2 separate regions of the Homo sapiens genome follow, and region 1 is linked to region 2. Evidence: read pairs that join two places in POLR2A ChIA-PET (ENCODE). Cell type or tissue: A673. All regions are shown on one strand. Each heading gives the region's core, and the rest is flanking DNA. Links, peaks and the distances in the headings are about the cores only.

Evidence for each region. ChIA-PET counts read pairs that join two places held together with the same protein. Peaks named below come from ENCODE experiments on the same cell type or tissue, not always from the same donor. Only the 100,000 strongest peaks of a DNase experiment are listed, where the experiment ranks them.
Region 1: POLR2A ChIA-PET joins it to region 2 with 5 read pairs; 1 of 35 experiments calls an interaction of 5 or more read pairs at or near these places.

What each region holds. Positions count from the first base shown.
Region 1 is chr19:4,838,290-4,848,039 of GRCh38, forward strand. It overlaps PLIN3 (perilipin 3), which reads right to left. Exons shown (of 8, transcript NM_005817.5): 6 at 9,402-9,601; 7 at 6,379-6,504; 8 at 52-1,247. The coding sequence ends at 903. Among named protein-coding and RNA genes, the nearest start is that of TICAM1, 11 kb to the left of the region's middle. RefSeq lists enhancers at 2,463-2,682, 3,103-3,182. In A673, for the core only: no CTCF peak of the experiment used is centred there; a DNase peak (open chromatin) is centred at 4,442.
Region 2 is chr19:3,423,617-3,433,366 of GRCh38, forward strand. It overlaps NFIC (nuclear factor I C), which reads left to right. Exons shown (of 11, transcript NM_001245002.2): 3 at 1,490-1,561. Among named protein-coding and RNA genes, the nearest start is that of SMIM24, 52 kb to the right of the region's middle. In A673, for the core only: a CTCF peak has its summit at 6,088 (motif pointing left); DNase peaks (open chromatin) are centred at 5,105 and 6,055; H3K4me3 peaks cover 541 bases; H3K27ac peaks cover 2,467 bases.

The DNA of each region.
Region 1 (9,750 bases), core at 1,067-9,066, 1.4 Mb after region 2:
TCTAGCAGCAGGGACAGATGAAGACACACACACGTACACACATGGCCTGTATGCAGTTGTGGGTGAAGTTTATTAAGGCAATACTGAATACCAGAGCATTTCAACAAGGCTTACCACACAGGCCCCAGTACCTTTCTACTCTACAATGAGGCTCAGAAGCTCAGTGTACCACCCCATCCCCAGGAGGCCCACTTAGACCAGAAATCCCAAGTCCATTAGCTACAGGCTGATATTCAGGGACATCGGTGTAAACAAAGAAGTGGGATATGAACTATATCCCTGATTTTTTTTTCTTTTTTTTTTTTTTTGAGACTAAGTCTCACTCTTGTCCCCCAGGCTGGAGTGCAATGGCGCGATCTTGGCTCACTGCAACCTCCGCCTCTCAGGTTCAAGAGATTCTCTTGCCTCAGCCTCCTAACTGGGATAACAGACACCTGCTACCATGCCCGGCTCATTTTTTTTTGTATTTTTAGTAGAGACGGGGTTTCACCATGTTGGCCTGGCTGGTCTCGAACACCTGACCTCAGGTGTTCCGCCCGCCTCAGCCTCCCAAAGTGCTGGGATTACAGGTGTGAGCCACCGCACCCGGCCTATATTCCTGATATTTAACAAGGAAAAAAAATTCTGCAGGGGAGAACTTTCCTGAAAGATATTTTTTCTGGACATCTCTCTCTACTGACTGATAGGGTGAGGCTCAGAACAGGCTTCTTCCAAGCTCAGAGAGGCTGAGAGATGGGTCAACTGGGTGATGCCCGTTTTGAGAGCCTTAGCTTCCCAAGTGGACAGCACAGAAGAGCTGGGAGGAGTGGCTAGAAAATAAGTTTGAAATGAGCCCCGGGTTGAGGACTCCAGAGCACAGCTGCATTATAGAGACGGGGCCCGCTGAGTCCTCTCCTCTCCCCCTACTTCTTCTCCTCCGGGGCTTTCTCAGTGATTCCAGGGGCAAAGGGTCCCACGAGCCACGTGACAGGTGTGTTCTGGGCCACATATTCCACCATGTGGTCCAGGGCCTCGCGGGCGCTGGCGACACGCTCACGGCTCTGGGCCAGAATGCTGCTGGACAGGTCCTGGAAGGAGTGGATGCTGGAAAACGTGGCCTGGAGGTCCTCCACCTGGCGGCGGGCCTGCTGCACCTGGTCCTTCACATTGGTGGGGAGGCCCTGAATGCTGGACCCCAGGGAGGTACAGGTGGCCTGCAGTTGCTGGGCAATGTCCCGGAACATGGTGAGCGCCCGGGACTCGACCTGCTGAGAAGGGAGATGGGGACACCAATCAGGACCATTTGTTTCAGGAAAGGCGATCGGAGCTGAAGCCAGGGAAAGAGGGGAAGAGGGGTTCTACCACTGACCTTGGGGCAAACGCTTTCCATAGGCGAAACTTTTTTTTTTTTTTTTGAGACGGAGTCTCGCCCTGTCGCCCAGGCTGGAGTGCAGTGGCACAATCTCAACTCACTGCAAGCTCCGCCTCTCAGGTTCGCGCCATTCTCCTGCCTCAGCCTCCCGAGTAGCTGGGACTACAGGCGCCCACCACCACGCCAGGCTAATTTTTTGTATTTTTAGTAGAGACGGGGTTTCACCGTGTTAGCCAGGATGGTCTTGATCTCCTGACCTCGTGATCCGCCTGCCTTGGCCTCCCAAAATGCTGGGATTACAAGCGTGAGCCACCGTGCCCGGCCCTTTTTTTTTTTTTTTTTTTTGAGATAGAGTCTTGCTCTGTTGCCCAGGTTGGCGTGCAGTGGCATGATTTTGGCTCACTGCAACCTCCGCCTCCCAGGTTCAAGCGATTCTCCTACCTCAGCCTCCCGAATAGCTAGGACTACAGGCGCGTGCCACCACGCCCGTCTAACTTTTGCATTTTTAGTACAGATGGGGTTTCACCATGTTGGCCAGGCTGGTCTTGAACTCTACCTCAAGTGATCGGCCCTCCTTGGCCTCCCAAAGTACTGAGATTACAGGCATGAACCACCGCGCCCAGACTCTTTTCTTTTAATTAGAAACAGGATCTCACTTTGTCGCCCAGGCTGGAGTGCAGTGGCGTGATCATAGCTTACTACAGCCTGTAACTCCTGAGCTCAAGTTATCCTCTCATTTCAGCCTGCCTGACTACAGGCACTCACTACCACGCCCAGCTACATTTTTAAAATTTTCTGTAGAGCCAGGATCTCACTAAGTTGCCCAGGTCTTAAACTCCTGGGCCCAAGTGACCTGCCCACTTCAGCCTCCCAAAATGCTGGAATTACAGGCACGAGCCACTGCATTTGGCCACTAGTCAAATTCTTTAAAGGGCATAGACAAATCACCAAAGAAGATATAGGGAGAGCACATGAAAAGCTGTTTGACCTTATAAGTCATTGAGGAAATGCAAATCAAAACCATAAGGAGGCCTGGCATGGTGGCTCATGCCTGTAATCCCAGCACTTTGGGAGGCCAAGGTGCGTGGATCACCGAGGTCAGGAGTTCAGCCTGACCAACATGGCGAAACCCGCATTTCTACTAAAGATACAAAATTAGCCGGGTGTGGTGGCATGTGCCTATAATCCCAGCTACACAGGAAGCTGAGGCAGAAGAACTGCTTGCACCCAGGAGGCGGAGGTTGCAGTGAGCCAAGATCATGCCATTGCACTCCAGCCTGGGCAACAGAGCGAGACTCTGTCTCAAAAACAAACAAACAAACAAAAACCCCAGAGGCTATCAGATGATACCCACTGTCAGTCAAGAGGCGGAGAAATTGGAAGCCTCGTGTATTGCTGGTGGTATAGTTACTTTGGAAAACAGTCTAGCGGTTACTCAAAATGTTAAACCATAGAATCATCATATGACTCGGCAATTCTAGTTGTGGGTGTGTGCACAAGAGAAACGGAAACATACGTCCACACACAAAGACATGCACACAGGGGCACAGCAAAAAGTAGAAACGACTCAAGTGTCCTTCGGTTGATAAATGGGTGAACAGAATGTGATCCACCCATACAACAGAATGTGACTCAGCCATGGAACGTCATGGGGCTCTGACCCAGGCCACAGCATGGGTGAGCCCTAAGGACGTCACGCTCAGCGCGAGAAGCCGGACACAAAAGGCCAAACAGGGTGTGATCCCATTTCTATGAAATGTCCAGGACAGGCCCATCCAGAGACAGGAGGGGATACGTGGTTGGGAGGAGGAGGAAATGGGGCAGTGACTGCTGATGGGAAAAGGGTTTCTTTTTAGGGGCATGAGATGAGATAGGGATAGTTGCACAATGCTGAGAACCAGCGATGTGTATGCTTTAAATGCGTGACTTGTATGGTATGCAAATGAGATCTCAATAAAACTGTTAAAAAAAAAAAAAAGGCTGGGTGCGGTGGCTCACCCCTGTAATCCCCAGCACTTTGGGAGGCCGAGGAGGGTGGATCATGAGGTCAGGACGATCGGGACCATCCTGGCTAACATGGTGAAACCCCATCTCTACTAAAAAAACACAAAAAAATTAGCTGGGCATGGTGGCGGGAGCCTGTAGTCCTAGTTACTTAGGAGGCTGAGGCAGGAGAATGGCGTGAATCCGGGAGGCGGAGCTTGCAGTGAGCCGAAATCGCGTCACTGCACTCCAGCCTGGGCGACAGAGCGAGACTCCATCTCAAAAAAAAAAAAAAAAAAAAAAGAAAAAAAAAAGCTGTTAAAAAACAAAAAGTGGAAGCCAGGCTGGGACAGCCTGGAAGAACTTTCTAGGCAGAAGTTGTAAACCATCCGGGGAGAACATAGTTGAAATCAGGTCCTTGAAAATTTCCTTGGCCAGAGAGTGAGATGAGCACAGACAGGGTTCGAGACCAGCCTGGCCAACATGGTGAGACCCCATCTCTACTAAAAATACAAAAATTAGGCCGGGCGCAGTGGGTCAGGCCTGTAATCCCAGCACTTTGGGGGGCCAAGACGGGTGGATAACTTGAGGTTAGGAGTTCTAGACCAGCCTGGCAAACATGACAGAACCCTGTCTCTACTAAAAATACAAAAAAATTAGCTGGGTGTGGTTGCAGGCGCCTGTAATCCCAGCTACTTGGGAGACTGAGGCAGGAAAATTGCTTGAACCCAGGAGGTGGAGGCTGCAGTGAGTCAAGATCACGCCACTGCACTCCAGCTTGGGTGACGGAGTGAGACTCTGTCTCAAAAATAAATAAATAAATCAAATTAGCTGGGCGTGGTGGCAGGTGCCTGTAGTCTCAGCTACTCGGGAGGCTGAGGCAGGAGAATCGCTTGAACCCGGGAGGCAGAGGTTGCAGTGAGCCGAGATCATGACATTGCACTCCAGCCAGGGTGACAGAGTGAGACTCTATCTCAAAAAAAAAAAAAAAAAAAAAAAAGGCACACACTGGGAGGTAGGGTTTTGCCCAGAGCCCTGGCAGCTGGAGGACTCTGGACTTGAGCGAGGGATTACGGGAGAGTGCCCACGTGAGAGAGATAAGATCTGGTTTTTTCATTTGAAAAGTCATTCTGGCTGCTGTGCTTAGCAGTCGGGGAAACAGGAGACAGTTTTAGGCAGCAGGTGGTCTAGTTCTGCCTCCCGAACAATTTGCATTTATAGAGATATTCACCATATCTTTATGCATGTCACTTTTGTAGCCCTTACTATGTGCTTTTGATATGATCTCATTTCAGTTTTTAAAAAATCGATCTGGGTCCGGGCACGGTGGCTCACGCCTGTAATACCAGCACTTTGGGAGGCCGATGTGGGCGGATCACCTGCGGTCAGGAGTTTGAGACCAGCCTGGCCAACATGGCGAAACCCCGTGTCTACTAAAAAGTACAAAAATTAGCCGGGCGTGGTGACGCATGCCTGTAATCCCATCTACTGGGGAGGTGGAGACAGGAGAACCACTTGAACCCAGGAGGCAGAGGTTGCAGTGAGCTGAGATTGTGCCACTGCACTCCAGCCTGGGCAACAGAGCAATAAATAAATAAATAGGCAGGGTGCGGTGGCTCACGCCTGTAATCCCAGCACTTTGGGAGGCCGAGGCGGGCGGATCACAAGGTCAGCAGATCAAGACCATCCCGGGTAACACGGTGAAATCGCGTCTCTACTAAAAATACAAAAAAAATTAGCTGGGCCTGGTGGCGGGCGCCTGTAGTCCCAGATACTCGGGAGGCTGAGGCAGGAGAATGGCGTGAACCTGGGAGGCAGAGCTGGTAGTGAGCTGAGATTACACCACTGCACTCCAGCCTGGGTGACAGAGCGAGACTCCATCTCAAAAAATAAATAAATAAATAAATAAATAAATAATTGATCTGGGGTCGGGTGTGGTGGCTCATGCCTGTAATCCCAGTGCTTTGGAAGGCTGAAGTGGGAGTATTGCTTGACACCAGGAGCTCAAGACCAGCCTGGGCAACACAGTGAGATCCTGTCTCTACTAAAAATTAAAAAAAAAATTAGCCAGGCATCGTGGCACACGCCTGTGTTCCCAGCTACTTGGGAGGCTGAGGCGAGAGGATTGCCTGAGCCTGCAATGGCGAGGCCACAGTGACCTGTGATGGCATCACTGCACTCCAGCCAGGGCAACAGAGTGAGACCCTGTCTCAAAGATAAATAAACAACTATTTCAAAAATTGATATATAATCCACACACCCTAAAACTCGCCCTTTGAAGTGTACGATTCATTGGTTTTTAATACATTCACAAGGTTGGGCAAATACTACCTTCATCTAATTTCAGGACATTTTCTGTTTTTTGAGACAGAATCTCCTTCTGTTGCCCAGGCTGGAGTGCAGTGGTGCGATCTCGGCTCACTGCAAACTTCCTTTGCCCCTGGGGAGCTTAAGTGGGTGGTGGGACAGGCAGCGAGACCCATTAGAGAACACAAGAGGCCAAGGCTTGAGATAGAGTGGAGGGGGCCGGAGAATACTAGTCAGAAGTTGCTGCTAGGGGCCGGGCTCAGTAGCTCACGCTTGTAATCCCAACACTTTGGGAGGCTGGGCAGGGCGGATCACTTGAGGTCAGGAGTTCAAGACCAGCCTGGCCAACATGGTGAAACCCTGTCTCTACTAAAAATACAAAAAAATTAGCCAGGCGTGGTGGTGAGCGCCTGTAATCCCAGCTACTAGGGAGGCTGAGGCAGGAGAATCACTCGAACCCAGGAGGTGGAGGTTGCAGTGAGCCAAGATCATGCCATTGTACTCCAGCCTGGGTGACAGAGCAACACTCCATCTCAAAACAAAAAACAGAAGCCATACCTATGCATGCCCAAGAGGAGAAATCAAGGCAGGCTTCCTGAAGGAGGTGTCATTAGCTTCCAAAAGCAGGTGAGGCTAGGGAAATCATTCGAAGCAGGTAGGCCCATGAAGCAGAGGTGTAGAGAGTGGCATCGGGACTCCAAGTACCCTAGGCCACCCCCCAGTCCCCTCATGGGTACCTCTGGCTTGGGCGGCTCCTTCTCGGGGCCCTGGAGCTGCTTCTGGTTCCAGCTGAGCCACATCTGGTGCAGCTTCTCCTGGCCTTCCACCAGCTTCTGATCAACGCCTTGCTTGACAGTTTCCATCTGGGGCAGGGGAGAGAGAAGTGAGGGAAGGAGGCTCCCCTGGGAGAGACGGGATTCCAGAAGGAACCCAAGGAATCCTTCCAGCATCTGACTTACATGACAGTCTAGAAAAGAGAAAGGGAGGGAGGGAGGAAGGGTTTCCTGGCTACGGTGAGCTCTGGGGCCTTTGGTTTAATCATTGACATACTCAGGCTCTGTGTGGTTGGTGCAAAGAAGGGCTGCACATCCCCTGTAGCTCTTCCCATTGTGTCAATTTCTCCTGCGCTTGCAAGGGAGCCTGGACACGTGGCTGGCTTTGGCCAATGGGACATGAGCAGATGGAACCAGCAAAGGCTTAAAAAGTGCTTGTAGGCTGGGCATGGTGGCTCACACCTGTAATCCCAGCACTTTGGGAGGTTGAGGTGGGTGGATCACCTGAGTTCAGGAGTTCGAGACCAGCCTAACCAACATGGTGAAACCCCGTCTCTACTAAAAATACAAAAATTAGCCAGGTGTGGTGGTGCACATCTGTAGTCCCAGCTACTCAGGAGGCTGAGGCACGAGAATCGCTTGAACCTGGGAGGCGGAGGTTGCAGTGAGCTGAGATTGCGCCACTGCACTCCAGCCTGGGTGACAGAGCCAGACTCTATCTCAAAACAACAAAAAACAAAAAACAAAAAAAAGTGCTTGTAATGAAATATGACTCAGCCTTCCAAAGGAACGAAGCAGGCTGACTTCTGCAATCCCAGCGCTTTGGGAGGCCAAGGGGGTTGGATCAGTTGAGCTCAGTAGCTCCAGAACAGCATAGGCAACACAGTGACATCTCATCTCTACATATTACATAAAGTTTAAGAGAAAAGAAAAATAGTCGGCCGAGCGCAGTGGCTCACACCTGTAATCCCAGCACTTTGGGAGGCCGAGGCGGGTGGATCACGAGGTGAGGAGATCGAGACCATCCTGGCTAACACGGTGAAACCCCATCTCTACTAAAAATACAAAAAATTAGCCCAGCGTGGTGGTGGGCGCCTGTAGTCCCAGCTACTCGGGAGGCTGAGGCAAGAGAATGGTGTGAACCAAGGAGGCAGAGCTTGCAGTGAGCAGAGACTGCATGCCACTGCACTCCAGCCTGGGTGACAGAGCGAGACTCCGTCTCAAAAAAAAAAAAAAAAAGGCCGGGCGCGGTGGCTCACGCCTGTAATTCCAGCACTTTGGGAGGCCGAGGCGGGCGGATCAAGAGGTCAGGAGATCAAGACCATCCTGGCTAACACTGTGAAACCCCATCTCTACTAAAAATAGAAAAGAAAATTAGCCAGGCATGGTGGCCGGCGCCTGTAGTCCCAGCTACCAGAAGGCTGAGGCAGGAGAATGGCATGAACCCAGGAGGCGGAGCTTGCAGTGAGCTGAGATCGCGCCACAAAAAGAAAAGAAAAATAAATAAAGAGGAATGATGGCAGACATATGCTCCAAGATGGGTGCACCTAAGAGGCTGCAGTGAGCCATGATCATCCACTCCAGCCTGGGCAACAGAGTGAGCCCCTGTCTCTGGAAAAAAAAAAAAAAAAATCGTCATAAAGGTAAATGAAGCTATCCATTAGGGTGGGCTCCAATCCATAAAGGGCTGGTCTCCTTCAATAAGGAGATTAGAGCTGTGCGTGGTGGCTCGTGTCTGTAATCCCAGCACTTTGGGAGGCTGAGGTGGGTGGATCACTTGAGGTCAGGAGTTTGAGACCAGCCCGGCCAACATAGTGAAACCCCATCTCTACTAAAAATACAAAAATTAGCCAGGCATGGTGGCAAGTGCCTGTGATCCCAGCTACTCGGGACGTGGAGGCCCAAGAATCACTTGAACCCGGGAAGTGGAGGTTGCAGTGATCTGAGATTGCACCACTACACTCCCGCCTGGGCAACAGAGCGAGACTCCGTTCAAAGAAAAAAAAGAGATTAGGACACAGACATACACAGAGGGAAGGGACGACCACGTGAATACACAGAGAGAAGATGGCTGTCTACGAGTCAAGGAGAGAGGCCCCAGAAGGACACTCTGATCTTGGACTTCCAGCCTCCAGAAATGTGAGAAAATAAATATCTGTTGTTTACATTTCCCAGACAGTACGAATTTTTTTTTTTTTTTTTTGAGATGGAGTCTCACTCTTGTCACCCAGGCTGGAGAGCAGTAGCATGATCTCGGCTCACTGCAATCTCTGCCGCCCGGGTTCAAGCGATTCTCCTGCCTCAGCCTCCTGAGTAGCTGGGATTACAGGTGCCTGCCATTGTACCTGGCTAATTTTTGTATTTTTAGTAGAGATGGGGTTTCACCATGTTGGCCAGGCTGGTCTTGAACTCCTGACCTCGTGATCCACCCGCCTCAGCCTCCCAAAGTGCTGGGATTACAGGCATGAGCCACCGCACCTGGCCACGATTTTTTTTTTTTTTTTGAGATGGGGTCTTGCTCTGTTGACTAGGCTGCAGTGCAGTGGCACAATCATAGCTCACTGCAGCCTCCAACTCCTGGGCTCAAGCAATCGTCCCACCTCAGCCTCCCAAGTAGCTGAGATTACAGGCACGCACCACCACAGCCAGCTAATTGTTTTAAATTATTTTTTGTAGAGATGGGGTCTTGCTATATTGCCCAGGTGGGTCTCAAACCCCTGGACTCATGCGATCCTCCTGCCTTGGGCTCCCAAAGCACTTGAGGGACTCACACAAAGAGGTGTGAGCCACTGTGCCCGGCCCCAGACAGTGTGGTTTGTGGCAGCATCCTGAGCAAATGAGTGTACAACCAGATACAGTGCCAGGAGCAAGCGGGAATGGCCCTGCCAGCCTGCAGAGGGGTGAGCAATAAGCCACTGAGCTCTGGGTGGGTGTCTGCTGCGGGGTGAAGGCTGCTGGCTCAGGGCCCCGACCCCCTGGAACCTCACCAGGCTTAGGACCTGCGACAGCTGCAGCAGAGCCTCCTGTGCCCTCTGCTTGGTGGCTCGAAGCTTGCCCAGCGAGTGCTCATAGGCGTGCTGCCGCAGCCTCTCCGACAGGGAGCCCAGACGTACGAAGTAGCTCTGTTCCTGCCGCTGCTGCTGCACGGACGCGACGTCAAAGCCATCCAGGGATGTGGCGATGCGGGCTGCAAGGAAAAGGAGAAGGGTCTCTGTGAAGACCAGAACACACAGCTGGGCTCGTCCCATGCAGACAGTCCCAAGAATCACACTGTCCAGTTTATTTATTTATTTATTTAGAGATGGAGTCTCGCTCTGTCGCCCAGGTTGGAGTGCA
Region 2 (9,750 bases), core at 1,271-9,270:
GTGACTCGTCCTGCATCCAGGCTGCCAGAGCCGATAACGCTGAGCTCAGCGTCTGTCTGCCTGCGCGTCTGCCAAGGAACCTAATTATTTTTAGATAAGATGGAGGGGCGGGCGCCGGGGCAGAGGGAGCACCCAAGCTGGGCGGGCAGTGGGGTCGTCGCCATCAGAGAGACCACCCCTCAGCCTCCTCTCTCTGGGGTCCCTGAACGGCAACCCAGGACTAACAGCCGGGTCCCTGGGACTACAGGGGCAGAGGCTGAGGCTAAGGGACGTGACGTCTCCAGGACTCACCTCTCTGGTCCTCAGTTTCCCCATCTGTAAAACGGACATAGTGATAGACCTCCTGCATAGGGCTAAGGCGGGGCTGAATGACTGAACCTCATTTTATTTTATTTATTTTGTTTTATTTATTTTATTTTATTTATTTTGAGACGGAGCCTTGCTCTTGTCGCCCAGACTGGAGTGCAGAGGCATGATCTCCACTTGCTGCAACCTCTGCCTCCCGGGTTCAAGCGATTCTCCTGACTCAGCCTCCTGAGTAGCTGGGATTCCAGGAGCGTGCCACCATGCCCGGCTAATTTTTATATTTTTAGTAGAGACGGGGTTTTGCCATGTTAGCCAGGCTGGTCTTCAACTCCTGACCTCAAGTGATTTTCCTGCCTTGGCCTCCCAAAGTGCTGGGATTACAGGTGTGAGCCACCGTGCCTGGCCGTTTTGTTTTATTTTTTTGTTGTTGCTTAATTTCATTTTCTGAGATGGGGACTTGCTATGTTGCTCAGGCTGGCCTCCAACTCCAGTCGCCCAGACTGGACTGCAGTGGTGCAATCCTGGCTCACTGCAACCTCCGCCTCCGAGGCTAAAGCGATTCTCCTGTCTCAGTCTCCCAAGTAGCTGGGATTACAGGTACGCATCACCACACCTGGCTAGTTTTTGTACTTTTAGTAGAGATGGGGTTTCACCATGTTGGCCAGTCTGGTCTCAAACTCCTGACCCTGACCTCAGGTGATCTGCCTCCCTTGGCCTCCCAAAGTGCTAGGATTACAGGCGTGAGCCACCGTGCCCGGCCTGAACTTCATTTTACAGATGAGGCTCAGAGAAGGCAAGCGACTTGCTCAGGGTCGCACAGCAAGAAAGCGGCACAGCTGGGATTTGAACATCAGTCTGTTAAGATTCCAGGTGTCTAAGTTCTTACCCACGACTGAGCCGCCCCTGCAGAAGCGGAGGGCTTACCCAACATACGGGTACACTGGCGCTCACAGGGCCTAGCTGGTGTCTGCAGGGTGCCTGGCCAGATGTCTGTGACCCTCTAGGGCAGCAGCCAAGGGAAGGGCCCAAAGAGAGACCCCAGGGCCTGGGTGTGTTTTGGGGCCACTGTTTGTCTCCATAGCACTGGCCCAGCCCAGGACTGGGGCCACCAGCATCGACACTTCATCTGCTCCTGGGGTGGGGTCTCTGTGATGCCACCAGTGTTTCTTCCCTCTCTTTGCAGATGCAGAGCAAAGCGGCAGTCCCCGGACAGGGATGGGCTCTGACCAGGAGGACAGCAAGCCCATCACGCTGGGTGAGTCTGGGGGCAGCGTGGCGGTGAAGGGCGGAGGGCGCAGCCCTGTCCTCGTCTTTTATTTGGGAATCATTTGCTTGGCACCACTCGTTTTACAGATGAGCAGACTGAGGCTCGGAGAGGTTAAGGGGCCTGTCCAGGGGCTACCAGGGAGCTGGGTTGGAACCCACGACTCTGAGCTCCCAGCTTCTGGGCTCTGAGGTGCTCACCCCATGGGAGACCCCAGAGGGTTCTACGGTCCCATGGGACGTTTGAGGGTTTTTGTTTGTTTTGTTTTGTTTTCATTCATTTATTTATTTTGAGATGGAGTCTCGCTCTGTCATCCAGGCTGGAGTGCAGTGGCACAATCTCAGCTCACTGCAAGCTCCGCTTCCCGGGTTCAAGTGATTCTCCTGCCTCAGTCTCCCAAGTAGCTGGGATTACAGGTACCTGCCACCACACCCGGCTAATTTTTGTATTTTTAGTAGAGACGGGGTTTCACCATGTTGGCCAGGTCGGTCTTGAACTCCTGACCTCAGGTGATCCGCCTACCTCGGCCTCCCAAAGTGCTGGGATTACAGGCATGAGCCACCGTGCCCGGCCTGTTTGTTTGTCTTAGAAACGGTCTCACGCTGCTGCCCAGGCTGGAGTGCAGTGACACCATCCTAGCTCACTGCAGCCTGGACCAGCTAGGCTCAAGCGATCCTCCTGCCTTAGCCTCTCAAGTAGCTGGGACTACAGGTGTGCACCACCATGCCTGGCTTTTTTTTTTTTTTTTTTTTTTTTTTTTTTTTTTGAGATGGAGTATCACTCTGTCGCCCAGGCTAGAGTGCAGTGGCGCGATCTCGGCTCACTGCATCCTCCATCTCCTGGGTTCAAGCAACTCTCCTGCCTCAGCCTCCTGAGTAGCTGGGATTACAGGTGTGTGCCACCACGGCTGGCTAATTTTTGTATTTTTAGTAGAGATGGGGTTTCACCATGTTGGCCAGGCTGGTCTCAAACTCCTGACCTCGTGATCCACCCACCTCGGCCTCCCGAAGTACTGGGATTACAGGCATGAGCCACCGCGCCTGGCTTTTTTTTTTAATTTTTTAAATATTTTTGTAGAGACAGAGTCTCACTATGTTGCTCAGACTGGTCTCAAACTCCTGAGCTCAAGTGATCCTCCTGTCTTGGCTTCCCAAAGCGCTGGGATCATAGGTGTGAGCCACCACACCCAGCCCTCATGGGGCGTCTAATAGATGGGTAGGACAGTGTAATTCTATGTTGTAGGGATAGGAAGTGGGAAAATTAACCTCACTTAGACCAGAGCAGTCACTTCCATCCTAGCCCCCAGCTCCTGCCCTTGGCCCCCACCATTTGTCCTTCTCACTATGGCCAGAGGACACCTGTGAGCCCCCAAGTCAGGGCCCGTCCCTCCTCTGCGCACAGCCATCCACGGCTCCCACCTCTCTTGGGGTAAAAGCCCAGGTCCTCCCTGTGGCCCACAAGGCCCTGCACAACCTGTCCCATCCCTGCCCTGTCCTCCCCTCCTCCCTCTCTCCCCGTCGTCCACTCCCAGCCACACAGACCTCCTCGCCGTTCCTCCAGTGCACCAGACCCAGTCCTGCCTCAGGGCCGCTGCACATTCTGTTACCTCTGTCTAAACAGCCAACTAACTGCTCGCTTGTTCTCTCCAGATCTCCCCTGGTCTCAGCTCAAATGCCCCCTTCTCAGAGAGGTCTACCCTAAACCCCTTCAGCATAAGCAGCCTCTGGCTACCCTCAATCTTTTTTTTTTTTTTTTTTTGAGACAGAGTCAGGCTCTGTCGCCCAGGCTAGAGTGCAATGGCGCAATCTCGGCTCACTGCCATCCCCGCCTCCTAGGTTCACGCCATTCTCCTGCCTCAGCCTCCCGAGTAGCTGGGACTACAGGCGCCCACCACCACACCCGGGTAATTTTTTGTACTTTTAGTAGAGATGGGGTTTCACCGTGGTAGCCAGGATGGTCTCGATCTCCTGACCCTGTGATGCACCCGCCTCGGCCTCCCAAAGTGCTGGGATTACAGGCATGAGCCACCGCGCCCAGCCTGGCTACCCTCAGTCTCAGCCCTCTGTTTTCTTTCCTTCAGAGGAAGTTAGTGATTGCCTATGGATTTGCTTAGTTGTTTAGTGACTGCACGGGTGTCTGCTCATCTCCCCAGTGGAATGTCACCTCCTCCAGGGCAGAGGCTTTGTCTGTCTACATCTCTGTTGTGCCCTCAGGGCTTAGAATGGGGCCTGATGCAGAGTGGGTGCTCAATAAATACTTGTAGAAAGAAAAGAAGGAGAGAGGGAGGGATGAAGCAGAGAGAAGAAGACAAGAGAGGATATATGGGGAGAGGAAGGAGGAGAGATGAAAAAGAAGGAAGGGGCCAAGTGCGGTGGCTCACGCCTGTAATCCCAGCACTTTGGGAGGCCAAGGCAGGTGGATCACCTGAGGTCAGGAGTTCGAGACCAGCCTGACCAACATGGTGAAACCGTCTCTACTAAAAATACAAAAATTAGTCGGGCATGTTGGCACACACCTATAATCCCAGCTAGTCGGGAGGCTGAGGCAGGAGAATCGCTTGAACCCAGGAGGCAGAGGTTGTGGTGAGCCGAGATTGTGCACCCTGGGCGACACAGCGAGACTCTGTCAAAAAAAAAAAAAAAAAAGAAGAAGAAGAAAGAAGGAAAGAAAGAAAGAAAAGAAAGAGAGAGAGAAAAAGAAGGGCCGGGTGCGGGGGCTTACGCCTGTAATCCCAGCACTTTGGGGGACTGAGGTGGGTGGATCACCTGAGGTCAGGAGTTTGAGACTAGCCTGATCAACATGGAGAAACCCTGTCTCTACTGAATATACAAAAATTAGCCAGGCGTGGAGGCACATGCCTGTAATCCCAGCTACCCGAGAGGCTGAGGCAGGAGAATTGCTTGAACCCGGGAGACAGAGGTTGCAGTGAGCTGAGATCGCGCCATTGCACTCTAGCCTGGGCAACAAGAGTAAAAACTCCGTCTCAAAAAAAAAAAAAAGAAAAGAAAAGAAAAAGAAGGAAGGGGCCAGGGCGCAGTGGCTTACACCTGTAATCCCAGTACTTTGGGAGGCCGAGTCAGGTGGATGACCTGAGGTCAGGAGTTCAAGACCAGCCTGGCCAACATGGCGAAACCCCATCTGTACTAGGAGGACACGGGAGGCTGACGCAGGAGAATTGCTTGAACCCAGGAGGAGGCGGAGGTTGCAGTGAGCCGAGATCACGCCACTGCACTCCAGCCTGGGGGATAGAGTGAGACTGTCTCAAAAAAAAAAAAGGAAAGGAAAAGAAGGAAGGAAGAGAAAGCGAGTGGGTGAGGCGTCCTTCTTGGAAGGACCGGAACAGGCATGCACAGGGAGGCTGGAAGGTTCTCGGAGGTTCACAGGCCTGAGGCCACTCCTCACTGGCCCCCGGTGACTCCTCCGTCTGTGACCCGGGTCCTCCGCGGCCTCCTGTGATCCCCAGACGCCTCTCTCCAAGCCAGATGTTGGAGGGAGGTGGGGGCAGCGGCGCTTGGCCTGGTCCCCTGGGGAGCTTGGGCGTCTGGTAGAGGAAATCACGTCCTCCCAGCTCGCCAGGGAGTCCCCCAGAGATGGAGCTGAGCAGGCGCTGCACAAACAGGAAACCCCGGTCGGGGGAGGCGGAGGGGGCGTGCTGACACCAGCTGGCCAGCTGGGTCAGCAGGAAACGGCTCTGGCCACTTCTCCTGGACACTCGGGGGCCACCGCTCTGTCCTCTTCAGAATGCGTGGCCCTGAACCTCCCAGCGCGGGGCAGGGTTGGTTCATTGCCTTCACTCAGCAAATGACTGTAACAGGGGGCCGGGTGCGGTGGCTCACGCCTGCAATCCCAGCACTTTGGGAGGCTGAAGCGGGAGGATCGCTTGAGCCCAGGAGTTCAAGACCAGCCTGGGTAATATAGCAAGACCCTATCTCTACCCAAAAAAAAAATATACACACACACACACACACACACACACACACACACACACTAGCCCCAGGAGTTCAAGACCAGCCTGGGTAATATAGCAAGACCCTATCTCTACCCCAAAAAAAAAAAAAAAAATATATACACACACACACACACACACACACACACACACACACACACACTAGCCAAACACGGAGGTGCATGCCTGTAATCCCAGCTACTTGGGAGGCTGAGGTGGGAGGATCGCCTGAGCCCAGGAGTTTGAGACCAGCCTGGGTAACATAGCAAGACCCTATCTCTACAAAAAGTAATAATAATAATACAAAAATTAGCCAAGGGTGGTGATGCGTGCCTGTAGTCCCAGCTACTTGGGAGGCTGAGGCAGGAGCATCACTTCAGCCCAGGAGTTCGAGGCTGCAGTGAGCTATGATTGCACCGCTGCACTCGAGCCTGGGCAACAGAGCAAAATTCTGTCTCTAAAAAAGAAAGATTGTAACAGGGGGACTGGCGGGGGTTTGGGTCTGCAGAACTGGACACAGCCCTGAGCTCCCTGCAGTCCGTGCTGCCCCCTGGGGGCCGGGAGAGGAACTGCTCCCACCGCCACCCAAAAGCCAAGAGCCTGTCCCACCTCCAAACCTACCAGGCTCCCTGGCTCTTTCCACTCCAACCCTGCTGGCCTGCAACTTGCCAAGTGCATTTCTACCCGGAGGCCTTTGCACGGGCTGTTCCCAGTGCCGGGAACATCGTGGCCCTCAGGGAGGTGATGAAACATCATCCCCATCGGAGAAGCCAACAGTCACGGGGCGGTTGCCAGGCGCTGTTCTCGGAGCTTTGCAGATTTTAACAAGTTCCTTCCTCTTATCCAGTCTCATCTTGAGGTCTGTAAAATGCCACCATCTCGGTCAGGCTTTCTCTGAGCCCTGGGTGTAAAATAGCCTCCCTCCCCACCCTAGCTAGTTCCCCACCAGCCGCCTGCCTTACCACAGGCTGATGCACCTCGCATTTGACTTAATGAGCTTTTAATTTGTAGTAAAATGTGCATGATGTACAATGCATCATTTTAGCCATTTTTAAGTGTCCAAGTCAAAGTGCACTAAGTACATTCACCTCTATCTAATTCCAGAACCTTTCTTTTTTTTTTTTTTTACCCCCAGGCTGGAGTGCAGTGGCGCAATCTCGGCTCACTGCAACCTCCACCTTCCTGGTTCAAGCAATTCTCATGGCTCAGCCTCCCAAGTAGCTGGGATCATAGGCACATGCCACCACACCCGGCTAATTTTTTGTATTTTCAGTAGAGATGGAGTTTCACCATGTTGGCCAGGCTGGTCTCGAACTCTTGACCTTAAGTGATTCTCTTGCCTCAGCCTTCCAAAGTGCTGGGATTACAGATGTGAGCCGCCGAGCCTGGCCTAATTCCAGAACATTTCATCCCCCCTAAAAGAAACCCCATCCCCATCAGCCACCACTCCCTGTCTCCTCTCCCAGCCCTGGTGCCCACGCATCCCCTTCTTGTCTCTGTGGCTTGGCCTGTCCTGGACATTTCAGTGAAATGGCTCATGCCTGTAATCCCAGCACTTTGGGAGGCCAAGGTGGGTGGATCATGTGGTCAGGAGTTCGAGACCAGCCGGACCAAGATGGTGAAACCCCGTCTCTATTAAAAATCCAAAATTTAGACAGGCACTGTGGCAGGTACTTGTAATCCCAGCTACTTGGGAGGCTGAGACAGGAGAATCGCTTGAACCTGGGAGGCATAGGTTGCAGTGAGCCAAGATTGCGCCACTGCACTCCAGCCTGGGCGACAGAGTGAGACTCCGTCTCAAAAAAAAAAAAAAAGAAAAGAAAAAGAAAGAAAGAAATGGCATCACACACTGTGTGGCCTTTTGTCTCTGGTGTCCCTCACTGAATGATGTCCTCAAGGTGCATCCATGTTGTAGCCTGTGTCAGAGCCTCGTTCTTTTATTTTTATTTATTTACTGGTTTTGAGATGAAGTCTCACTCTGATGCCCAGGCTGGAGTGCAATGTCGCGATCTCGGCCTGTAGCTGGGACTACAGGTGCCCGCCACCATGCCCGGCTAATTTTTGTATTTTTAGTAGAGATGGGGTTTCACCATGTTGGCCAGGCTGGTCTTGAACCCCTGAGCTCAGGTGATCCACCTGCCTCAGCCTCCCAAAGTGCTGGGATTACAGGTGTGAGCTACCACTACTGCGCCCAGCCCAAGGCCTCATTCTTTTTCTTTTCCTTCTTCTTTTTTTTTTTTTTTTTTTTTTTTTTGAGACAGGGTCTTGCTCTGTCCCCGAGGCTGGAGTGCAGTGGTGCAATCATAGCTCACTGCAGCCTCAACCTCCAGGGCTCGAGCTATCCTCCCGCCTCGGCCTCCCAAGTAGCTGGGACTACAGGTGTGCACCACCACGCCCAGCTAATTTTTGTACTTTTTGTAGGGATGGGGTTTCGCCATGTTGCCCAGTCCCGTCTCAAACTCTGGGGCTCAAGTGATCCACCTGCCTCAGCTTCCCAAAGTGCTGGGACTATAGGCACAAGCCACCATACCCAGCTAATTTTCGTATTTTTTGTAGACACAGGGTTTCGCCATGTTGCCCGGGCTGATCTCAAACTCCTGAGCTCACGAGATCCACCCACCTCAGCTTCCCAAAGTGCCGGGATTACAGGCATGAGCCACCACGCCCGGCATCCTTTTCACGGCTGAGTCCTATTCCAGTGTGTGGCTAGACCACGCTGTGTTTATCTCTTCATCTTTTGAAGGGACATTTGGGTGGCTTTCCAGTTTGAGCTGTGGTGAACAGTGCTGCTAGGAACATTCGTGGACTTTTGCTGACCTATTAATCTTGGCTGCTGTCTGTCGCTCACACTGGACTTTGAGTCTCACAGGGGCAACTGCTTCAGCCTGTATCATCTCCTGCTGTGCCGGGGCCCAGCTCAGAATCAGACACTGTGGATGCTTAGTAAACGCCTGTTGAGTCCATGAATCCCTCCTACAAGGGCGTCCGAGGGCAGGACAGGGCTGTCCCCAAGCTGTCTGAGGTTGGCCAAGGCTCCCGACCTCTCGGGGACAACTTCGATTTCCAAATCTGTGAAATGGGTCCAAACCACTCCAGTCGAGAGGACAGTCTCCCTTCCTTTAATATTAGGTAGGAGCAATGCTGGGGACACTGAGGGTTTTAACTGCGGCTTGTGGGCCTCCCATTCAACCCCCCATTTTAACTGACCCATTGCTGGGTGCCAAGCTCTGGTCTAGGCACGAAGGACACTGCAGGGTCGGGGCAGACAGACATCCCTGCCCACACGGACCTCCCAGTCTGAAGGGGAGAAGAACAAGAAGCCAGAGTATCTCGAAGGGTGACAGTGTGTAAAGCAAGCCAGCTGCCCCTCCCAGGCAGTTGGATACAGATCTCACGACAACCCCGATGATGGGATTGATGGTTTCACTTTTGCAATTAGGGAAACTTGGAGGCTGAGAGAGGGAAAGTGACCTGCCCCAGATCACACACCGAGGCAGGTGATGGAGCCGATGTGAGCCCAGGCCTCCGCTTTCCGCTCTTTTTTTTTTTTTTTTTTGAGATGGAGTCTTGCTCTGTTGCCCAGGCTGGATGGAGTGCAGTGGCGCAATCTCGGCTCACTGCAAGCTCCACCTCTCGGGTTCACACCATTCTCCTGCCTCAGCCTCCCAGGTAGCTGGGACTACAGGCGCCTGCCACCACGCCCGGCTAATTTTTGTATTTTTAGGAGACAGGGTTTCACTGTGTTAGCCAGGATGGTCTCCATCTCCTGACCTGTGATCCTCCCGCCTCGGCCTCCCAAAGTGCTGGGATTACAGACGTGAGCCACCGCACCCGGCTCCACTCGTTTTTTAAGAGAGGGTGTCGCCCTGTTTCCCAGGCTGGAGTGCAGTGGCACAACAATGGTTCATTGCGGCCTCCACCTCCCAGGCTCAAGTGATCCTCCAGCCTCAGCCTCCTGAGTAGCTGGGACTACAGGCACGGACCACAACACCTGGCTAATTTTAACACTTTTTGTAGAGATGGGGTCTCGCTGTGTTCCCCAGGCTGGTCTTGAAGTCCTGAGCTCAAGCGTTCCTCCTGCCTCGGCCTCCCACAGTGCTGGGATTACAGGCATGAGCCACTGCGCCCGGCCTGCTGTTCACTTGAATGCAGCATTCCACAGCATGGGGGAACCCGGATGAAGGCTGTGTGAAGGCCCACACTGGACAAGGACCCCCCACGGGGCCTTCCCCAT